Linked DNA regions of Homo sapiens: region 2 is linked to region 1. The links are chromatin loops, found by intact Hi-C in ENCODE. Cell type or tissue: gastrocnemius medialis. All regions are shown on one strand. Links, peaks and the distances in the headings refer to the core of each region. The heading gives the core; the rest is flanking DNA. Region 1 overlaps LOC124904479 (a long non-coding RNA gene). Region 2 has its middle 160 kb from the start of NR5A2.

Region 1 (6,821 bases), core at 626-5,625:
TTTTATTTTCTTAGCTTAGACTTTTGTCTTCTTTTAAAATACAAATATCCCTAGGAAAGGCTATTAAGCCAAGCATCATTTACACTGGAGTGTGAACTAGTTTATCTTAATCTCTCCACGTGTAGATGGGACAGAAATAACGAAGAACCTGGATACCTATGAGTTAGAAAGAGACGAGATGAACGAGGAGGATGCCGGGTAAATTTCAGCTAATTCAATATTTGGCCAAAGCCAAAGAGATTTCTACATTTTAAGCAATTGAGTAAAGATAAAGTGCTAGCATTTCTTCAAATAACTAGCCAGGTTTTAATTGCTGTTAACCCTAGGTTATATACCCAAGGGCCTGGAAGGCAATAAACTTGGCATCTGTCTTCTCTACTTCATAGACTCCCTGACCAGATTTGTTTTGCAAAGGTCACTTAATTAGTACTCTGGGTAACAATTTTAAGTTAACATTATCTTCTCCTAGATAATGATAGCATTTTGCATGTGCTAAGTAAAACAGGAATTAACAAAATTCCAATGGCTTACTTAGATGATAAATAATGAGCCATTTTAAGGAAGAGCTCTCCTGGGGCGTGCGGAAAAACCTGCCGCTGAAGGCAAGCTCGCCCGGATGTGGAACTCTGCACAGGCATAAACAGGAAATGGAGCAGCTTGCGCTGGGACTGACAGACAGGCTTGGAATGGCTCGTCTGAAGTGGGCATAGTGCTTGACCCCCGGCAAAAGCTGAAGCTCTTGTTTTGTTACTTTTTATTTTCACATCTGTACGGTCCATATTTCCAAAATCCTATCCAATTGCTCTGAGACATTTGTGAAAAATACCACACATACCAACAACCAATACAAGTATCTCCCTAATCCAAATTATAGAGGTGCACATGATGTTTTCATAGCTTTCATGTTGCCTCTTGACACAGTATTTAACAAAATTATTGTCAGTGAAAAGTTCCCAACTCTTAAAAGCTCTCTAGAGAGGGCTGTGCTGTTCCTTGTGTATTAGTATCATTGTGTACGCGCCGTCTACTATACTAGTTTGGCTTTTTATAGACAATATATTTTTCTCTAAACTGAAGCAAGGGATCTGAAACTTTGAATCTCATGTGATTATGCAAGGAAGGAGGCCTATAACCCTATAAAAAAATACAGATCCAAACCCGTTCCTTACCAAATGTATTGAAATGATCCCATTTACCAGAACAACTGTGAAGACAGAAGTTTCCCCATGCAATAGAGATCAATCCACTTTTACTGAGCTCATAAGGAGCCCACATCAATCTTTCTTTGAGGACATACATATCATCAGTAAAATTCAGCTGTGTATCATGGCATATGACATTATTCAATATCCATCTTGATCTTAAAACAAAAGTTCATTTCTGGTGAAAATAAGGCCAACAAATCATATTTTCTTAAACGTTTGAGTTTAATCATTTATGAGATCACGTCTCTTTAAAAAGTCTTCATGGTAATAAAAAAGTATGGTAACAACAAAAATGACAACAAATGATATACGATTATTTTGGGGGTGTGTAAAATTTAACACAAATGTAACATAAAATTGAGTTAAAATGATGTTTATATAGAAAATAATTATTTTAATTAATGAGCTTGCATGTATGAGGGTCTATTTTGTTATACTATGATTTGTAGAGCAAATTAATAAATAGTATTCTTTTAGTATTTACTTATTCGTTTAGCTATGTTATGCCAAGAGGAATTGGTAGTGATTAATAAAGAGGGACAGTTTTTGTAGATTCTTCTTTAACCATAAATAAGCTGGACACCTTTTATATGAGTATTGTTATTAATGGCAACAACAAATCTTTAACAATGTAGGCAGTGTGTCTGGAATTTGTAAAAGAGATGCCATAAAGAGGTCAAAGGAAGAAGACAGAAAAAGTGTGGGTTTATCGCTCATGTATATTAATCCCCAATAAGACAGGATCTGATATCGCAGCATCTTAGAGGAAGAAAACAAAACCATTACTGCGTAAACATCCCCAGTGAGGAGCCAACGAGACTCAGAGGCCCTGTCTGCAGAAGCAGATAGCGGTCACCCACCCATCCATCCATCCATGACACACCCCCATCAGAGAAGAGGGTCTGCTTTGTGTTTATTGGGTCTGGAGCTGAGGCTGCAATAGATGACCAATATAACAGAATGGGGGCAAATCACTTAAAATGTCTGAAATTGCATGACTAGTTGACATTATGCAATTTCCTAACTTACTATTCAACTTCACTTTCCACTAGGTGCTGAGAGCATGAGCATATAAGCAACAGGAGTTTTTAAAAGGCCGCTCTTCAATGCAGACAGAGCTAAGCACCTCAGTAGTGACACAATATAAACTTCACTACATGAAATCCTGGAAGTTGATGTAAACAGCTTTTAATAGCAGTGAACATTTGTTCGCTTTGTTTAGACCATCTGGATGTTCCATTGTGTTCAGTTCAACACTGACTGCCGCCGGGTGACAGTTGATATATGTTAAGTACAAGCAAAGTGCCTCAGCCCACTCTGGGGACCTTAACGAGAACTTTTCAGTGTTTTGTGGATTATTCTGTCAGATCGCAGCCGAGTCGCCTGCATCCTTTATGGCTACATGCCAAAGTCCTCCGGCTTTTTTATCAAAGGAGAGTTTTGCTTTTACTGTTTGAAAGGTTAGGAAAACTATGCCAAAGTTCTTCCAGGCAGCTTGGAGAGCACGAGCTGACAGGAATGATTTCCAATATGGAGGAGAGAATAAAGAGGACCTTGGATCCTAAGAGAAGCCAGGCTTTGCTTGTTTAATATGCAACATGTCTGACAAACAAGCCATTAAAACACCACCAAAGAAAATCTGCCCGATAAACATATAAAGCGGTTAGTTTTCTGAAGAGGAGAGATTATTCCTTAAAAGCACAATCTCCTCCACCCGCACGAACCACTGTGTGGTGTGCAATTGTGCATACGTATGTTTACTTTCTAATGCAAAGAAGCCTCCGCGTGCTTATCCTGATGTTGCACGAAGCAGAATCATTCAAGTGAAAAATGCCACTGCAAAAAGAGAACGAAACAGATCAACATTACTTTGTATAAAGATTACACAAGCACAGTTGGCGCCCTGCAGAGCAAAGAAAGGGCTTAAAAATCTGCCCTGACTCACTTACCAGCCAGTTTGGCTTTATTGGAACATCTGCGAAATGCTAAATTTGCACTTCTGGAGCTCTTCGAACCCACTGCTGTTGCTGCTGCTTGGTGAAACACAGATGAGGCATGATGGAGCTGGGATCGCTTGAGATACAATTATATTTCTGACTTCTTTTTTTTTTTTTTTTACTACATCATTTAAAAATGATTTAATAAATGCAATTTTACCTCACTACAGAAAACATAGAAACTAGATGATGTCCAAGTTGAGTATCCCTTATGTGAAATATTTGGGACAAGAGGTGTTGTAGGATTTCGGATTCTTTTGGATTTTGGAATATTTCATATACATAATGAGATATCTTGGGGATGGGACCCAAGTCTAAACACAAAATTCATTTATATTTCACATACACTTTATACAGATAGCCTGAAGGTAATTTTATACAATATTTTTAATACTTTTGTGCATAAAACAAAGTTTTGATTGCAACCTGTCACATAAGGTCAGGTGTGAAATTTCCTAGTTGCAGCATCAGGTCAGTGCTCAAAAAGTTTCGGATTTTGGAGGATTTTGAATTTCAGGTTTTCTGATTCAGAATGCTCAACCTGTATCATAACAACTTGATCTCAGATTCTTGTTCATGCTGGAAACATAATGATACCTCTTGTGTTTGGTGTCCTGCCAGATCTCAATGAAAAGTCGAAATGAAGGGGAGAAAGTTTATGTATAGGTGAAATCTATGATTGATATAACTCTGGGTACCATGATTTAGATAACATTTGGTTCTAACAAGTACCACAATCGTCACCCTTTCCTTCTTTATCTTAGGTGGCACGAAACAGGTAAGGAAAAGCCTGTAGGAAAGGGGGAAACGTTGAGAACCAGATAGACTAATCTATGAAATGGGGATACTAATATCCCATCATAGATTTCATCTAAGGATTAAACGAGACAGTGCATGCAAAGATGCCTGCTACAGTGAATTGTTTCAACAAATGGTTATTGATCAAAATTGGTCACTAGACAAAAATCTACTGAAAATTTAATTATGTAAAGTCATTATATAGGCAAATAAGGATCTATGACAATATATTTTTAAGATACATTAATAGACAGATAAATAAGTTATTTTTGAGAGAGATCTCTATGTTGTATTGAACAAATTATACCAAAGATTCTTAGTTCCACTTATGGATTAATTACGTGTCAAGAGCAAGACAACTTTTCCAATAGTTTCTAAAGATTGCGTTTATCTCCTAATTTTTTCATGATTACAAATTAAGCAAAAAACCGTGTTCGATAGTTCAAAAGAAAAAGAGCACAGAGAAGATTACTGGAAGAGTATTCTCTGTTACGTCTGGTAAATAAAATATACATGTGTATATGTGTATTATTGCATGTATTGTGCACTACTCTCAGGATAACTTTTGAAGTGCCTAGAACAGTACATCATAGAAGCACAATAAATGTTCATTGAATGAATGAAAAAACCCTTAAGGGTTCTGCATCTGTAATTCTACAGTGCAGCAATCTTGAGTCTTAGCAAACATCAAGCACAATTGTCACAACAAAAAAAAAACCACTATGAGTTTCTAATATAACAATAAACAACAGTAACAAATGACCAAATAGTTAAAATTTTCAGAAACAGAAATTTTCATCAGAACTTAACTGATTTTCCAAAGGATGGTGAAGTAGATGTGGATTAAACAATTATTATGATTTTTTAAAAATTCATAGTCTTTATTGCCTTTGTATCTAACATAATAGATTTCAAAGTGTTTTTATACTCAAAACTTATTTAAAATGACCTATCTTTATGCCCTTTTCTTTGAAATAAAACTTAAAGCATATAGTTTTAAAGAATAACTATAGTTGAATTATTAGAATCACGTTTGTTTTTTTCCATTTACTTTTACCTCTCTCAAATTAAGCCATATCCAAGATAATATATGTAACATGAAGGGAGTGAACAAATAGTTTCTGTGGCAAATTGTGTCTTCAAAAGATGGCCATAACGTCTCCCATTCCAGAAGCTCTTCTGACCTTGGTGCTCCTCTCTGCAAGTGCTGGGGTCTGTGCCCCCTTTCTTTGAACCTGAGAAGACATTTACGACGACCTCAACGAACAATATAGTGAGAATGATGCTGTGCACCTTCTAAGGCTAGATTTCTTTAAATGCCATGTACTTTTGCTTTGTTCTGTTGGAATCCGGCCATCAGGCTGGGAGGAGACGCAAGCTGCCTCACAGATAGGCCCACATGGAAAGTCCCTGGCCCCAGCTCTGGCTTGATTCCTAGATGACATTCAGGACCAACTCACCAACCATCAGAGTGAGCCATCTTGAAAACGGATTCTCTAGCCCCGAGTCAGCTGACCCACCCATGCCACATAGGGCAGAGATGAGATCCAAGCTGAAGATTCATGAGCAAACTAAATAATTTCTTTCTTATAGACTACTATGTTTTGTGGTGGCTTGTTATGCAGAAATACAAAGCACATATAGTTTCTAAGATTAGAATTCTGAGATTCTACAAAGTTATATGTATATTATTTGTAATATTTTGCTTAAGTGGTTGGTAGAGCACAATTAGTATTTGTGGGACTTGTTAGAAATAGGAAATGAGATTTTAGTACTAGAAAATTGGATTGAAGCTCTATCTGAACTTTATATTTCACCTACAAAACATAAATAACATTCACCTATAAGATAGAAATAACAATTTAGGGTTTATTTATGCTTTCTAGAAGCTATCCATAATAGCAGCTATGAAACAACAATGTAACATCAAATAATTTGATTATATAAATATTTCTAAGTCAGTTGGGTAAACTGAGCCAGAGTTTCATTTAAAAAATTATAAGACATTTCCTGAGATGTAAAACTTGGTTATTAATCAAATGAAAGAATATAAATGGAAAAACACTTTGTAAACCATAAATCATTCTACTAGAAGAAGTCAATATTTTAAAACACACACATACAACTTATTATTTCAAAATCTAACAGCTCCAGTTAGACGTACATGATCAGAACATTGTAAATAATACATTTATAAATTCATTAATCCTTTTTAAAATTCCAGACTAATGAAAAATAGTGCATTTTTAAACAGCTACTTTGGCAGCAGGGGATTGGATTAGATGACCTCTTAAAGTTCTCTTCAGGTCCTATGATTCTGAGAAATACAAGCTGTCTTTCTATCTATAGACACCAGTTCACAGAGGATTTTAAATCTAATTCCAATTAGCTAAATTCCTTGCATTATACAAAAACGAAAAAAAGTCCATTTCAATGCCCATATTAATGAAGTAATAATTAAATCATCTTCCATAATAAATGGCATCAATGTAAAGATTATTCATTTCTCAAAAACTGAATATCATTTGCTTCTGATTTTATAAATTATCATTTAAGTATTTTTGATTTTTCAAATGTAACAATCTTTTAATAGCCACAAAAAAAGTTCTATTGTAAATCAACAGACTGCAGTCTTCAAGAGAGCATATTTCTAAATAATCATATTTTATACAGGTCCCAAAAATAAGTAGTAAAAGATTTTTAAAAATCACATCGAGGCTATCTTACTGAGGGGATTTTTTTAAGTGTTAAATGAACCACATTAATATTCATGACTTCATCTGCATAAGCAGTGAAAGAGCTTTATTTGATTCCTCAATTT
Region 2 (6,821 bases), core at 1,143-6,142, 59 kb before region 1:
GAGCAGTGACTCAGTCATTTATAAACCACTGGCCCAGTGCCTGGCATAGAGCAGGCACGGCACATGATTTCCACAAAAGAATCGAAGTTTCCCGAGTTGTGGACCATACTGCTCCCCAGTGGTCTCCTTGACTTGACCATGTACATCTTCATGGGGCCCAGACTGGGATAATCCAGTGTCCATCCAATATGCTCTTCTATCTCACCCTGTATCACAAACATATTTTATGTTTGCTTCAGGGGTGATTCACATGTGTGACTGCATGTCAGCTCCCACTCTAAGTATGTTGTTCATCCAAAAACTAGACAGTGAAAGTGGCATCACGCCATTCATATGAAATGTTTAGCGTCATTACACAACATCAGAAGAAAGAGCTGCGAAGGGGATTAGAACTGTGCTTTGTGGCTCAGAGAGTAGAAACCCGTAAGGTAGGTAAATATTTTGAAGGGGAAGATTTTGACACAATGTGGAAAAAGAAAGCTTAATGGTCAAAGCTGTCCAAAAATGGAACTAACTATATTAGAGGCTGGTGACCTCCTAGGAACTGCTCCACCTGAGGCTGGACCTGACAACAGTGTTGGGGATGTGACTCCTACATGGAGTGGCTGGGTAATGTTTAATGACCCTCCAGAACTGACAGTCTAAGATTCCAGCAGGGCCAACAAAACAGACAGGTCTAAACCTTCAGGAAGGTCCTCTTTGCTCACTTCTCCCCGCAGGGAAGATTTGCTTGTGCTATTAGAGTCTGCTAGAATGGCGAGATACTGAGAGGCACAATCCAACCAACTCCAGAGACCTAAGTATATAAGGGAGAAATTCATGAAGCTTGTTTTAGTATTTATTTATGATGCATGAGAAAAATCACAGCCTGCCAAACATGTTAGACCAATTCATGTTTACAAACAGGAAAGAGTTAGCATTCTGAAAATGTGTCTACCTTTTGGAAAAATTGTATTCCTGTCTTTGCCTCTGCTTCTCCAGTATCTGATATGTAGTGGGAAGAAGCTCATGGTCAAGGTGCTGGTTCCCACATGCATATACCTCCTCTGTGTGAGGGTCAAAAACATTCTCTGGTTAGATGATGTCACCTAGGAACATTGCTGGTGCTTGTCCTCCCAGCCCTTCCTCACAGCTCACCCCACCATCTGATGAAAGACAGCCAATTGAAAAAGTTGCACTGGGCTGGGCGCGGTGGCTCATGCCTGTAATCCTAGCACTTTGGGAGGCTGAGGAGGGTGGATTACCTAGGGTCAAGAGTTTGAGACCAGCCTGACCAATATGGTGAAACCTCGTCTATACTAAAAATACAAAAATTAACCAGGCATGGTGGCATGCACCTGTAGTCCCAGCTACTGGAGAGGCTGAGACAGGAGAATTGCTCGAACCCAGCAGGCAGAGACTGCAGTGAGCCGAGATCGCGCCACTGCACTCCAGCCTGGGCAACAGTGCAAGACTCCATCTCAAAAAAAAAAAAAAAAAGAAAAGAAAAGAAAAAGTTGCACTGGAGAAACCCAGAACATCCATAAAAATGTCTTAATATTTTTATTAATTTTATTTGTATTAATTAGTTGAATAAAAACAATGTATCCCATATCCAATATTTCTCACTTGAGAAATATTAATTGTTCCAGGCAATGATCTAGTTGAGGAAATGACCCAAAGAACACATACTAGAGAGATTTCATGAAAATAATAGCATCTATGTTTAAGCACTACGTGCTGAGTTTTGAGTGCGATATGCTATGGCAGACAGTTATCTCCCCAAAATGTATCCTCTCTTTTTTTCCTGGACACACAGCTGCCCAGCTGAAGACTATATTTTCCGGCTTCCTTTGTAGTGAGGCACGACCAAGTGAGTAAGATGGGGCTGTGGCAATGGGATGTGAGCTGAAGTGACAAGCATACCTTTTCAGTCTTCTCCATCGGTAAAAGCGAGTCACTTTCCTTAGTCGTTGGCGCCTAGCCCTTTCCCTGGCTGGACCCGAGGTGCAGACAGCAATCCAAGATGACCAGTGATTGAAGAGCAACAAGAAAGCTGTAACCTTGGGTCCCTGAATGGCCTGGTAGTGTCCACAGACCAGCCTCAAGTGACAGAGAAATAAACTGCTCTCTTATTTAAGCCACTATATCTTGGGGTCTCTTTATTTCCAAAGCTTAGCATTTACCTTAATATGCAAACATGATTTCATTTAATCCTCATAACGACCCCTTCTTGTGACTATGAAAACTGAAACTTACAGACGTACATAACTTGTTCAAAGTCCTGCAGTTAGAAAGTGACAGAGTGAGGGTTCAAAAACAGTTCTGATTCTAAACCTCAGGAGTTCGGAACCTGAACCACTTAGCTACAGTGTCTTCCTGAAAGCACACACCAAGGTGTCCTGTAGAGTCAACATTCACTCCAACAACTGAGCATTTTCTTTAGGACCTAAAAGAAGCAGGCTGGGCATGGTGGTTCATGCCTGTAATCCCAGAACTTTGGGAGGCTGAGGTGGGCAGATTACCTGAGGTCAGGAGTTCGAGACCAGCCTGGCCAACATGGCAAAACCCCATCTCTACTAAAAACACAAAAATTAGCCAGGTGTGGTGGCACATGCCTATAATCCCAGACACTTGGGAGACTAAGGCAGGAGAATCACTTGAACCCAGGAGGCGGAGGTTGCAGTGAGCCAAGATCACACCACTGCACTCCACCCTGGGCAACAGAGTGAGACTCTGTCTCAAAAAAATAATAATAACAAATTAAAAAGAAAAGAAGCAATAGTGACAGATACATTTCTAATAATTGCAACACCAAATAACTAGAAATTTTCTTGACCTTAACAAGAGCCTAGACAAGCACAGTTATAACCACAGACATCCAAAACAAGGGTCAGCTGCTCAGTGCCGTGGGAGCATTGACAACACAGACATTCTATGAGTCTTACATAAATGAGAATTTTGAGGTGGTGACCTTTATTTTCTATACCACCTCAACGGGAAACATTGGCATAACCACCACTTATTAGCCCTGACTATGTTGTAACTATAAGAGCTATACTAATTTTTATACCTTGGTTTGATTAGTAGTTTCCCTGTTTATTTTATCACAAAATCACTTGAGCCATGTTCTCTATACATTAATTATTACAGACTACACAAATAGAAAGCAATTATGTTAGAAGAGAAAACATGTTGTGTCGATCATTTCTGCTCACATTACTTTGCCATCAGTGCAGTTAGCAAGGTACTGGCTGTTTAAAAAAATTTTGTCCCAAAGATTTTCCCCAGAAGTAAATTAAGACTGCCAAAAGGTCTCTGCCATAGAGGTGGAACAAGCTTCTATAAATAAGTGTGGAAACACGTGTTACATTCCCCCTGAGTGTTGCTGTAACAGGCTTTATTTCGCCTCTGCTCTTGCCTTGGGGCCTTGTGTTATTTGAGTGTCAAATGTTCCTGCAACTATTGTGTGGCCTGGATTCCAGCCAAGCTCCTTGGGCAATGCCCGATCAGTGCTCACTCATCCTCTCTACTTCCCTTAAAGAAGTCTTAAAGTGGCACAACCACCTGGGGAGAGAGAGAAAGCCTGTCATCTCTCGCTCTCTTTTTTTTTTGTTTTGAGACAAGGTCTTTCTCTGTTGCTCAGACTGGAGTGCAATAGCATGATCATGGCTCACTGCAGACTTGACCTCCCAGGCTCAAGTAATTCTCCCACCTTTGCCCCCTGAATAGATGGGACCACAGGTGTGCACCACCATGCACAGCTAACATTTTGTTTTGTTTTGTTTTCTGTAGAGACAGGGTCTCCCTGTGTTGCCCAGGCTGGTCTCAACCTCCTGTGCTCAAGAGATCCTCCCACCTCAGTCTCCCAAAGTGCAAGGATTACAGGCATGTAATGGATTAATGCAGAATCTAGGAAACAAAACATAGAAGAGATGGATTGTTAAACTCCATCTCTCCCTTTTCGTTTCATCATCTGATTTTGGGGAAGAACCTGCCTTTCCTCAACCTACCAGTAAAAGAAAAGGCAATAAAACACACCATTATCATGGGTTTATTTCACATCTTTAAAAATAATCATCTTGGCTAAACTAAGCAAAAAATAAAAGTGGCATGACAGTGGTTTCTGCTTTTTGTGCTTCTTTTCTGTTTTTGCTTTGTTTCATTTTAATGTAAAGGAAACTCAAATGAGGAGCTTGTTTGTCTTCAACACTAACATTCAGGCTCTTTATCCAGCCATATTTGTGCCTGAAGTGTTATTAGCCAAAGATAATTTTACAGAAGGTACAAGATTTAAATGTGGATGCTGCTTACAAAGGCATAAAAGGCTGAATAACAGATGACTGCTGGGACATGAGAAGTGAGAATCAAAAAGCCAAGGAAGGGCCACCCACAGATAGAGAAAAGAAGACACGGCAGGGGACGGGGGTGGGAGCGGGTGGAGCCAAGATAGCCGAATAGGAACAGCTCCAGTCTACAGCTCCCAGCATGAGCAATGCAGAAGACGGGGGATTTCTGCATTTCCAACTGAGGTACCAGGTTCATCTCACTGGGGAGTGCCTGACAGTGGGTGCAGGACAGTGGGTGCAGCACACCGTGCGTGAGCCGAAGCAGGGTGAGGCATTGCCTCACCTGAGAAGCTCAAGGGGTCAGGGAATTCCCTTTCCTAGTCAAAGAAAGGGGTGACAGATGGCACCTGGAAAATCGGGTCACTCCCACCCTAATACTGCGCTCTTCCAACAGGCTTAACAAACGGCACACCAGGAGATTATATCCCACACATGGCTCGGAGGGTCCTACACCCACGGAGCCTTGCTCATTGCTAGCACAGCAGTCTGAGATCAAACTGCAAGGTGGCAGCAAGACTGGGGGAGGGGTGTCTGCCATTGCTCAGGCTTGAGTAGGTAAACAAAGCAGCTGGGAAGCTCTAACTGGGTGGAGCCCACCACAGCTCAAGGAGGCCTGCCTGCCTCTGTAGGCTCCACCTCTGGGGGAAGGGCACAGACAAACAAAAGACAGCAATAACCTCTACAGACTTAAATGTCCCTGTCTGACAGCTTTGAAGAGAGTAGTGCTTCTCCCAGCATGCAGCTTGAGATCTGAGAACGGGCAGACTGCCTCCTCAAGTGGGTCCCTGACTCCCGAGTAGCCTAAATGGGAGGCACCCCCCAGTAGGGGCAGACTGACACCTCACACGGCCAGGTAATCCTCTGAGACAAAACTTCCAGAGGAACGATCAGGCAGCGGCATTTGCAGCTCACCGATATACGCTGTTCTGCAGCCACCGCTGCTGATACCCAGGCAAACAGGGTCGGGAGTGGACCTCCAGTAAACTCCAACAGACCTGCAGCTGAGGGTCCTGACTGTTAGAAGGAAAACTAACAAACAGAAAGGACATCCACACCAAAAACCCATCTGTACGTCACCATCATCAAAGACCAAAGGTAGATAAAACCACAAAGATGGTGAAAAAACAGAGCAGAAAAACCGGAAACTCTAAAAATCAGAGCGCCTCTCCTCCTCCAAAGGAATGCAGCTCCTCACCAGCAATGGAACAAAGCTGGACAGAGAATGACTTTAATGAGTTGAGAGAAGAAGGCTTCAGAAGATCAAACTACTCCAAGCTAAAGGAGGAAGTTCAAACCAATGGCAAAGAAGTTAAAAACTTTGAAAAAAAATTAGATGAATGGGTAACTAGAATAATCAATGCAGAGAAGTCCTTAAAGGACCTGATGGAGCTGAAAACCATGGCACAAAAACTACATGACAAATGCACAAGCCTCAGTAACCGATGCAATCAACTGGAAGAAAGGGTATCAGCGATGGAAGACGAAATGAATGAAATGAAGGAAGAAGGGAAGTTTAGAGAAAAAAGAATAAAAAGAAACGAACAAAGCCTCCAAGAAATATGGGACTATGTGAAGAGACCAAATCTATGTCTCATTGGTGTACCTGAAAGTGACGGGGAGGATGGAACCAAGTTGGAAAACACTCTGCAGGATATTATCCAGGAGAACTTCCCCAATCTAGCAAGGCAGGCCAACATTCAAATTCAGGAAATACCAAGAACGCCACAAAGGTACTCCTCGAGAAGAGCAACTCCAAGACACATAATTGTCAGATTCACCAAAGTTGAAATGAAGGAAAAAATGTTAAGGGCAGCCAGAGAGAAAGGTCGGGTTACCCACAAAGGGAAGCCCATCAGACTAACAGCTGATCTCTCAGCAGGAACTCAACAAGCCAGAAGAGAGTGGGGGCCAATATTCAACATTCTTAAAGAAAAGAATTTTCAACCCAGAATTTCATATCCAGCCAAACTAAGCTTCATAAGTGAAGGAGAAATAAAATACTTTACAGACAAGCAAATGCTGAGAGATTGTGTTACCACCAGGCCTGCCCTAAAAGCGCTCTTGAAGGAAGCACTAAACATGGAAAGGAACAGCCAGTACCAGCCACTGCAAAAACACACCAAATTGTAAAGACCATCAAGGCTAGGAAGAAACTGCATCAACTAATGAGCAAAATGACCAGCTAACATCATAATGACAGGATCAAATTCACACATAACAATACTAACCTTAAATGTAAATGGGCTAAATGCTCCAATTAAAAGGCACAGACTGGCAAACTGGATAAAGAGTCAAGACCCATCAGTGTGCTATATTCAGGAAACCCATCTCACGTGCAAAGACACAAATAGGCTCAAAATAAAGGGATGCAGGAAGATATACCAAGCAAATGGAAAACAAAAAAAGGCAGGGGTTGCAATCCTAGTTTCTGATAAAACAGACTTTAAACCAACAAAGATCAAAAGAGACAAAGAAGGCCATTACATAATAGTA

The links. Peaks named below come from ENCODE experiments on the same cell type or tissue, not always from the same donor. Only the 100,000 strongest peaks of a DNase experiment are listed, where the experiment ranks them.
Region 2: a loop joins it to region 1, with 2.8 times the contacts of the local background. A loop is called at or near these places in 2 of 110 quality-filtered maps.

Annotation. Positions count from the first base shown.
Region 1 is chr1:200,240,230-200,247,050 of GRCh38, forward strand. LOC124904479 (a long non-coding RNA gene) reads right to left here. Exons shown (of 2, transcript XR_007066782.1): 1 at 3,155-6,821; 2 at 1,409-3,041. Among named protein-coding and RNA genes, the nearest start is that of LINC00862, 130 kb to the right of the region's middle. In gastrocnemius medialis, for the core only: no CTCF peak of the experiment used is centred there; a DNase peak (open chromatin) is centred at 2,532; H3K4me3 peaks cover 1,290 bases; H3K27ac peaks cover 1,514 bases; H3K27me3 peaks cover 700 bases.
Region 2 is chr1:200,180,953-200,187,773 of GRCh38, forward strand. No RefSeq gene overlaps it. Among named protein-coding and RNA genes, the nearest start is that of NR5A2, 160 kb to the left of the region's middle. In gastrocnemius medialis, for the core only: no CTCF peak of the experiment used is centred there; a DNase peak (open chromatin) is centred at 3,439; H3K27ac peaks cover 2,397 bases.